Linked DNA regions of Homo sapiens: region 2 is linked to region 1. The links are chromatin contacts, found by Hi-C or POLR2A ChIA-PET in ENCODE. All regions are on one chromosome and are shown on one strand. Each heading gives the region's core, a stretch centred on a gene start or an enhancer-like site at or near the end of the contact. The rest is flanking DNA. Distances are from core to core; before and after follow the strand shown.

Evidence for each region. Hi-C counts contacts between places; a loop is a spot of excess contacts on that map. ChIA-PET counts read pairs that join two places held with the same protein, here RNA polymerase II (POLR2A). Pooled maps may share reads with other maps.
Region 2: a loop to region 1 is called in a pooled map, with 2.0 times the contacts of the local background. The contact joins the enhancer-like site here to the promoter of SCMH1 in region 1. A Hi-C loop is called at or near these places in 3 of 50 pooled maps. POLR2A ChIA-PET finds 5 or more read pairs at or near these places in 2 of 52 experiments (CD4-positive, alpha-beta T cell and HEK293).

What each region holds. Positions count from the first base shown.
Region 1 is chr1:41,240,417-41,244,718 of GRCh38, forward strand. SCMH1 (Scm polycomb group protein homolog 1) reads right to left here and starts at 1,890. Exons shown (of 16, transcript NM_001394311.1): 1 at 1,643-1,890. SCMH1-DT (SCMH1 divergent transcript) reads left to right here and starts at 1,942. Exons shown (of 3, transcript NR_186015.1): 1 at 1,942-2,290. RefSeq lists an enhancer at 451-630 and silencers at 951-1,110, 1,211-1,760, 1,801-2,200.
Region 2 is chr1:41,660,775-41,665,076 of GRCh38, forward strand. The region is part of intron 2 of HIVEP3 (HIVEP zinc finger 3); the gene reads right to left. Among named protein-coding and RNA genes, the nearest start is that of EDN2, 180 kb to the left of the region's middle. RefSeq lists a silencer at 1,329-2,208. Within about 2 kb of position 1,922, at least 31 of the 41 ENCODE cell types and tissues checked have a DNase peak (open chromatin) inside an H3K27ac peak, as active enhancers do; they include CD4-positive, alpha-beta T cell, where a contact is called at or near this core.

The DNA.
Region 1 (4,302 bases), core at 640-3,139:
GTTCTCTTTCATAGTAATTTTGGGCCTCCTGCTGGCAGTTAGAACTAGAGCAAAGAGTTCAATGTAATAAAGCATTTCCCTCTGCAACCAAATATTAAAATTGCAGTTTGGCACTAAACTAGGTCTCAATCCTTTTCAGAGTTTAAAAAAAAAAAAAGAGCTATTCTATTTGCCTGGCACATTACACTTCAACAAAACATTTTGATGTACATTAGTTAGCAACATTTGATAAAGTGTTTATAGACATTTTTTAAAAGGAAGGAAACCCCCAAATTTCCACAAAATAAGATGTCTTTTAGTTTGTTTGAACAAACACTACTAAATGTTTTCTTTTTTTTTTTTTTTTAAGTTCAAAATACAGTACAGAAATGAGGAAGGGAATCTAGAGTACTTTTGATTTAAGCAGGTCAATCCTTGGGGCTGTTTCTTAGAGAAACTTACTACGTTTTGTCTCCAGGATCACTTTTAAGAAACTCTCCTTTAAGGGGATGGGGGAAACTAAAGCTCATCCAGAGGACAGTTTAGAGAACCACAGCAGATGAGAGACAACTGAAGAAAGTGGAAGTGAAGACTCAGGGGACATGATTACTATCTTCAGATATCTTAACAGCTTCCCATAAGGGAAAAGAACTAGGAAGGATGGGAGCCAGCTGTTTCTTTCAACTTATAACCAAATGTGTCCAGGAACAGAATGGGTTTCCTTTAAAGAGATTCGCTTCGGATCACTGGAAGAGGTTCCAAACGGGCTCGTCAAATTATCGGGGGGATTTGGGGATTTTCAAAGTCACTTTGGCATGGGATGGGAGAAAGCGCCCCTAGATGACTTTTAAATTCTCTTCCAGTCAGGAGATATTCCGGGGTTCACCCATCGGCTGGATACCACTTTCGATGCTCTCGGGCTGGCACACAACTGTGCCCACGTGTCTGGCCCCCAGGGCCGCTGTGGCTCACTTCGGTGCGGGGCCGCTCTCCCTGCCCGTTTCCGGCGGGGCACTGGGGCAGGCGGCACACGTGAGTCGGCCAGCCGGGGCCCAGCCCCCAGGACGCTGCTGACAGCTCCGGGCCCTAGGCGCCCCAGCTCTCGGTGGGGGCCACGCCGCCCCGTCGACCTCTGTCTCTGCCTTCCCCGAACCGGGACCCGGCCAGCCAGAATCACAGGCATTCCCACCTCTGGCGCCGGAGGGGACCGACTGACCCGCGCAGACGGGGTCGCGCCGCCGCCCGGCCCTCGGCCCCCAGCCAGCCTGCCCCGGCCCACCCGGCCCCGCCGGCCAGACACGGCGACCTATACGGACCGCCCCCACGCCGACCCTCCAAAGGGCCCCCGGCCTTGGGTTTCCCGTGCCGGGGCCCCCGGGCAGTCCTGGCGGCGTCAGGGCCGCGACCGGACCGTGGGCCCCGCCCGCCCGACCGCAGATGCAGAGCCGGCCTCCGGGCTCGGGGCCGGGCTGACACGGCCGAGAAAGGGCCCAGCCCCGCGCGGACCACAGACTGGCAGGCCGGCCAGACAGACGGACAGGCTGACCCCGGCCCGGGGGAGCAGGCGCAGCGGCTGCGCAGGTCCCGCCACCGCCTTCTGGCCCCAGGCGGCCCCTCAGGGCACGAGCTCTTAGGCGGGCGGAGGCGGCCGCGAGGCGCTTACCTGAGGGCGCGGCGGGGGCGCGGGGCGGCTCACTCTCTTCCCGCCGCCATGTTTCCGCTGCGCAGGGAGGGAGCGGAGACGCGGGAAGGGGGCGGGCGGGCGGCTCGGGAGAGCGGCGGGCGGGCGGCGGGGGGCTCCACCGAGCTGGCGGTGGCGGCTGAGGCGGGGGGCGGGGCGGGGGCTCCCCCGGCCCCTCCCCCGCGCCTCCCGCTGCGAGGTGGCGCGCGCCTCGGCCGTTGGGCTCGCGCGGGGGGCGGGGCGGCGCGCTGGAGGAGGGAGGGCGCGCGGGAACCCGGCCCGGCCGTACCCCGCCGGCCTGCCGACCCGGGTCCGGGGGCCCAGTTGGCGCCCGGACCAGCTCTCCGGTCTGCGTCCTGTAGATGGGAAAACTGAGGCCTGAGAGGGCGCGAGGGCGGGGACGAGGCCGAGGACTCGGGTTCGAATCTCGAGGACGCCAGTAGCCCGCTCTGAGGCCGCGTGGGGCTGGTGGAGGAGCCACCGGTCGGGCCCCCAAGACCGGCTGACGTGGGCCTCGCCTCGGGCGACTCCCGCCGGGCTAGTGGCTGGCCGTGTGGTGACCTTGGGCGAGTTACTTCGCACAGCCACCCAGGGGCCTCTTCTCCAACACGATAGCACTGCACCCGGAGGGTAGGTGAGAGATGAGTTGGTGCTTGGATGCCCTAGGGAGTGTCAGCGTCCTCGGTCCTCCCTGTGGTGATCCCTTCAACGAGTACGCACTGAGCCCGTGATGGGCCAGGTACAATGCACAGGCTCATTCTTCCAGGCCCACCAGCCATGTTGGCTACACAATTCTATTTTTGTTTTGTTAGAGATGGAGCCTCACTTTGTCCCCAAGGTCGGAGTGCAGTGGCGCCATCATAGCTCACTGTAACCTCAAATTACTGGGCTCAAGTGATCCTCCTGCGTCAGCCTCCCAAAGCGCTGGGACTACAGGCGTGAGCCACTGCGCCTGGCACACAATTGGTTTAACCACCACATCATTTTAGCAGCTTAGGAAACTGACGTCTTGACTTCTGTTTTGGCTGCTTGAAAATACAGTGCAATATAAATCCCGAGACCTCTGCTGAGCTGGATGTGGAGTGGGTGTGGGCATCATTTAGAACATGGCAATCCTCAGGTCACACAGGAATGTCTTGTTAATGATCCTTCTGTGAACAATGTTCCTTGGAGGGAAGTCCACTTAAGCAAGGCTGGAGCAGCAGATGGGGCAGCTGAGCCTGGATTACTTGCCTTGCCTCTAGAATAGGTCTTAGAGCTTTGGACTGAAGGGGGGCCGCCTCCTTGTATCCTGGTATTGGTGTCAGTATCCGTCTGCCCATTCTTGAGAAATGGAAATGGTCAGAATCTATCCAGGTTCTGATCTGCATCCCTGTTGTCTAATTTAAACTTTCATTCCATGGCGTTTTGGGGAGTACCTGTCTCATGAAGAGCCCTGAGGTTACAAGGATAATTAGAGCCTAAATCTAAGGAGCCCATATTTGGGGAAACTATTATGTCAATAGCTAATGAGAGCACAGTGTTGTAAGTGCTCATATTAGTTTTCTATTCCTGCATAACAAATTGGCACAAATTTTGCAGCTTAAAGCAACACCCATTGATTTACTCACAGTTGTGTAGGTCGGAAAACTGGCATGGTGTGGCTGGGTTTTCTGCTCGTGGTGTCATAGGCTGAAATCAAGATGTCTAGCACCTCCACGAGGGAAAGGTCTGCCCCAGGCTCCTTCGGGCTGTTGGCAGAATTCATGTCCCTGTAGGACTAGGATCCCACAGCTACACTGTTTTGCCAGCTCTCTGTTGGGGACCACTCTCAGGTCCTTGCCACGTGATCCCTTTTATCTCATCAACAGAGAACCTTTCTCATGTCACTCCCTCTCATTCTTTAAATATCTCTGATTTCCCTTCTTCAACCAGTCAGAGAACACTATGAGCTTTTAAAAGACTTGTAATTAGGTCAGACCCACCTAGATAATCTTCCTACTTTAAGATCACCTGTGCCACATCACATACCCTAATCACAGGAGTAAAATTCATCATAGCCACTGTCCCAGGGACTATGCAGAAGGTGTACATGAAGGTTAATCTAGGAAGCTACCTTAGAATTCTGCCTACTACGTCCAGTGAGAAATGTTCTCTTGAACATTTTCTCTATGAATTCCCCTAGCAGTTTGTTCTGTAACTCTGTCCATGGCACCATATATGTTGCCATTATTGGAGTATATTTCTAAACCTCTTTTCTAGGCTGAAAGCGTCTTGAGATCAGGAACCTTATTCACACCTGTAGCCTTAGATAAGGCTTGGCATGAGGGAGATATTCCCACATCTGCTAAAAATAAATAAATATTATGCATATTGTCCTTTGGATTCCTGCTTTTTTTTTTTTTTGAGATGGAGTCTCGCTCTGTCATCCAGTTTGGAGTGCAGTGGCATGATCTCGGCTCACTGCAAGCTCCATCTTCCGGGTTCACGCCATTCTCCTGCCTCAGCCTCCTGAGTAGGTGGGACTACAGGCGCCTGCCACCACGCCCAGCTAATTTTTTGTATTTTTAGTAGAGACAGCGTTTCACCATGTTAGCCAGGATGGTCTCAATCTCCTGACCTTGTGATCCGCCCTCCTTGGCCTCCCAAAGTGCTGGGATTAC
Region 2 (4,302 bases), core at 672-3,171, 420 kb after region 1:
CCTTTCATTTGCCAGTATGGATTGTAATTGGCCAAAAGGGTAATAGAGAGCTTGCACAATTTGCCATTCTTACTCTAACAGGGAAACCTTTACTGGTGGAACAGCTTTCAGAACTAACAATCCACTGAACACACTGGGAAAATCTGCTACTAGGCACACAGGACACTTATTAATGACCCCTTTTTTGCAGATGATGGAACAGAAAGGGTGTTCTAAGTCACAGAGCAGAGCCATGACAACTACCAGCCCAGAAATCATCCAAACCACAGTTACTGGCACGTGCACAAGGCTTTACATCTACAAAACATTTTTTACTTACGTGATCTCAATCTTTCTTAAAAACATACCTCTGGGGACACTCATTCCATTTTTGATAAAACATAGCCTGAAAGAGACGAACGAGTCTGCCCAGAGTCACTAAGGGATAGACCCATAATTTGGCTCTATCAGTTTCCCCTATGTCCTTGATGAAACATCAATCAATACATTATATTTTTATAGATAAACAACTGTGGCCACTATGCAGAGATCCCTGCAAGATGCCAAGGCTGATGCTATCTGCACCTGTTTTGCAGCCACCACCACTTCTGTCTGAAGCCCAAGCACCCTGCTCTGATTAAGGGGGGTTGGGGAGGGTGCTCTCAGAAATGCCCCTGGAGTAGAAGCCGCTCTGGAAACATCCAGGCTGTGAAGTGGGAGTAGATCTCTCCCAGTCGCCACACCCTCCTGACCATGCCAGGTACAACCCGCTAGGATGTACCCCCAGTGCCAGCTGTCATTATGCCGGGAGGAGGGGCTCCTCGGAGGATCCAGAGCAATGCTAGTTTAACTCACTCCCAATGAGCCCCGAGGAGCCCCAGGCTGGTGGGCTCTGACAGACTGAAACTGCATGGCCTTGGGGGAAGCTAGGGCTGCCAAACCCATTCAGCAGCTCCCGCCGGGTGTGCCGTGTCCCACGGTATGCGTGGGTGCGAGGGGTGAGCGCCGCGCCGGGGTGAGAGTCTGCGCTGGACACAGGAGGCTGTGCACGCCAACGGCCGTGCCAGGCGCGAGTGTGCCAGAGAAGTGTGTGAACGCGGGAACGCTTGTGTCGCCCTAGGGTGGTGACAGAAGTAGTGTCTGGAAAACGCTGGCTGAGAGCGCGTGCATCAGGCCACCGCAGGCTGCGAAGAAGCCGGGGCCCCTCACTCCAAGGGTCCCGGGAGTTGGCACCGACGCACTACTGCAAGCGCGCCCGCGCCCAGCCCTCTCCCACCGACGCGGCTCCCTCCGGTCCCTCTGCCGCCCGCTCGGCGGTGCCCGGTCCCTGGGCTGCCAGGCCGCGGCGGGGGCGCGGCGCGCGGGGCGCTCGTTGCTTACCTGCGGGCGGCCGAGGCTCCGCTGCTCTGGGCTGGGCTGCGCCGCGCTGGACTGGGCTGCGCTGGGCTGCGCGCCCGGCCTCCGCGCGGCTCGGCAGCGCCCGCGCGCTCGGCTCCGCCCGGCTCGGCTCCGCCCGGCGGTGCCCCAGGCGCTCGCTGGCGGCCCACGCGGCGCGGGGTGGGCGCGGGGCGGGCTGGCGGGCGGGCGCCGGCGGCGGGCGCGGCTCCGGGCCGCCCCGCGGCCGCTTGGAAGCTCCTTATTTGGGCAGTGATGTCAGGGGAAGTCGCAGGGGCCGGACCACCCACTTCTTTCCATTCACTCCCCAGAGTTTCCTGTCGCCGAGCACGGGGACCCCGCCGCCGGCCCGGGGCGCCTCTCCCGTCCGCTCGGCCTCACTGCTGGCCACCCCGGGATGCCTTCGCGGCCGGGGTCGCAGATGGGCCCGGGCGCGGCTGGCGGCTGCCAGGGGAGGGTCTCCTCGCCCGGGGAATCCCTGGCTGCCGGCGGCCGCGGGGAGGGTCTGCGCGCCGGCCTCCTCGGTGACAGGCCGTGTCACTCCGGGCGCCGCCCCTCCCTCCGCGCCCGCCCCGGCTCCGGCGCTGTCTTTTCCTCCTGGGCCCTCTAGGGAGGGCAGACAGGGAAGCCCCTGTCGCCGCCGCCGGGGCCCTGCCACTCTGCGCCACGCCTTGGTCGCACCCGGGCCCAGCGGGAGTCCATCGCCGTCCCCAAAGTGTGCGCTCCCCGCCTTCCCCCTGGGTGCCAGCCGGGCTCCGGGAAGCCCGCGCCTCCCCAGGCGGGAATCCGCTTTAATGAGCTCTGGGCGGGGCGGGCCTGCCAGGGCCTCCCTGGGCTCAGGCCTGGGGTGGGGGCGGGGGACACCCCGGGGCTTCCCAATGGCTTGACTTTACCAGAAGCTGCTGGATCTCGGGATTTGGGCCTGAGTCACTCTGGTCCTTGCTCTGGCCAGGATCAAGCACACTTGAGCCAGTTCCCAGCCAGGCCTCCACAGGTCTGCGGGAAGGCCAGGACCCTGAGATCTCTCTCCGTGATCTGTTATTTCACTGATGCCCACCAGAGGTTATTTGGCAGAGGTCAACCCTCTGCCACAGTGGAACCAGGGCTGGCCCTGGGTTTGGCTGACTCCAGGAACAGCCTCAGGAGGAGACAATGGAGCTGGGGGTCGGGGGTGTAGAGTGGGGTTAAGCCAGGACTAGAGTGAGGTAAGTTAAGTGCCTAGGATGCAGAATTTAACCAAGCACTCCCTTTCAGGGTCATGAAAGTTTGAGGCCCCACAGGGGAACTAAGCACTATGCTGACCCAAGTTTCCAGGGGGATCCTTGGAGGCTCCAGGTTTCCTCTGGCTCCAAAGTCATGCCCTCAACTTCTCTAGGCCCAAAGGGCGGATTAGTGACCTTGGGCATTTGTGTGCCTTTATACAACAGCCTCTGATAGAGCTGCCACCCTTCCTCCAAAGCCAGATCAGAGCAAATAGACTCCTCCCAGACCCCCAGCTTTAATGGAGGGAACCCCCACCTTCTAAGAGGCACTACATTCCTAGGGGCAGAGAGGAGGAAGCTATGGCTCCAGGGCTTGCAGAGAGTCAAGGCAGGTGTGATTGCAGCTGGACATGGGTCTGCACACTCACGTACACGATTGCAAACCCACTGACCAGCTGCCAAGCTGCCCAGCTGTTCTGTGGATCACCACCACCCCAGTCTCTCTCAACTTCCATCAGCTCCCAGGGCCCAATCCCAGCTCTAATTGGGTCATCCTCCTTCTGACAAAGCCCCAAAGGGAAGGACCACACTTCCTGATCTGGCATGCAAGGCCCCACGGACCAGCTGCATCTCCCAGAGCTCAGCCCATCCTGCCATTTGCCCAGCCACCACCCCCAACACGCACCACTTTGCACCAGTTTCCACTTCTTGAGGTCTTCATACAGGCTTTCCCTTTGAAATGTCTTCTCCACCCCCTCCAGCTGTCCTTCACACCCTGAATCCAAGCCTGCCCTTGATACAGGTCCTTCTCTTGAGCAGGGCAACTGGGGTGGGGTGCCCCCTGGGACAGATTCCTGCTCCTCACTCCACTCCTGCCCTGCCCCCACTGTCCTGCTTCCCGTTTTCTGTCTGAAAGCAACTCCAGGCAGAGGAGGTGGGTGCCTTGTTATAATTCATATGCCCTGAGGGGTGACTTTCTATCATTCACACACACAGGCTCAGATGACAGCCTTGCTCCTGCCCCAAGTTGAATGACATCCTCCTCCCCTTTGAGAGGTGGCCTGGCCTCAAGGGACCCTCCCAATGGATTTGGTCACCTTCCATGATGCCACAGGCAACTCAATAGTTCCTGCCTCTACAGACTTGCCCATCACCTCACATTGAAGTCAGTTATTGGGGGCCTCCTCTTCCTCAGACTGGGAGCTTCAGGGAACTTTCCATCTTGATCCCTCTCCCCTCCCAGGACTGATAAGTTTACAAATGTTTGTTAAGTGAATGAATGGTCCTGAGGGGCAAATCCTAAGACAAACTAACCAGAGGACGGGGGAGAATTTACCCAACCCAGAACAGTGGCTGATGTCCTAGGGTCCCTGGCTGGGGGCTGGGATGAAAGGCGGGGTTCTCAGCTAGACTGGCTTGAATGCTCAGGAGACTGGGATGGCTTGGGATTTGTCTCCTCCTTTCTCTTGACAAACTCCTCTGCAGCCATCAGGGAGCCTGGGATATCCCCATGCCAACCCCCCAAAACACGGAGTCCTGAGCTGGCCCTAATGAGGTGGAGGGGAAGGATGAAGGAAAATGCAATTTGTCAAGCCCTTTCATTGTACCAGACACAGTCAGACTGGATGCCCCTGAGCCTTCCAAGCCATGCAGGCCTTTCCAGCGGTAGTCATTCCCCAGGCCAGGAGTGTCAGCTGGGGAGCCCTCACCTAGCTCCTCCCACAAC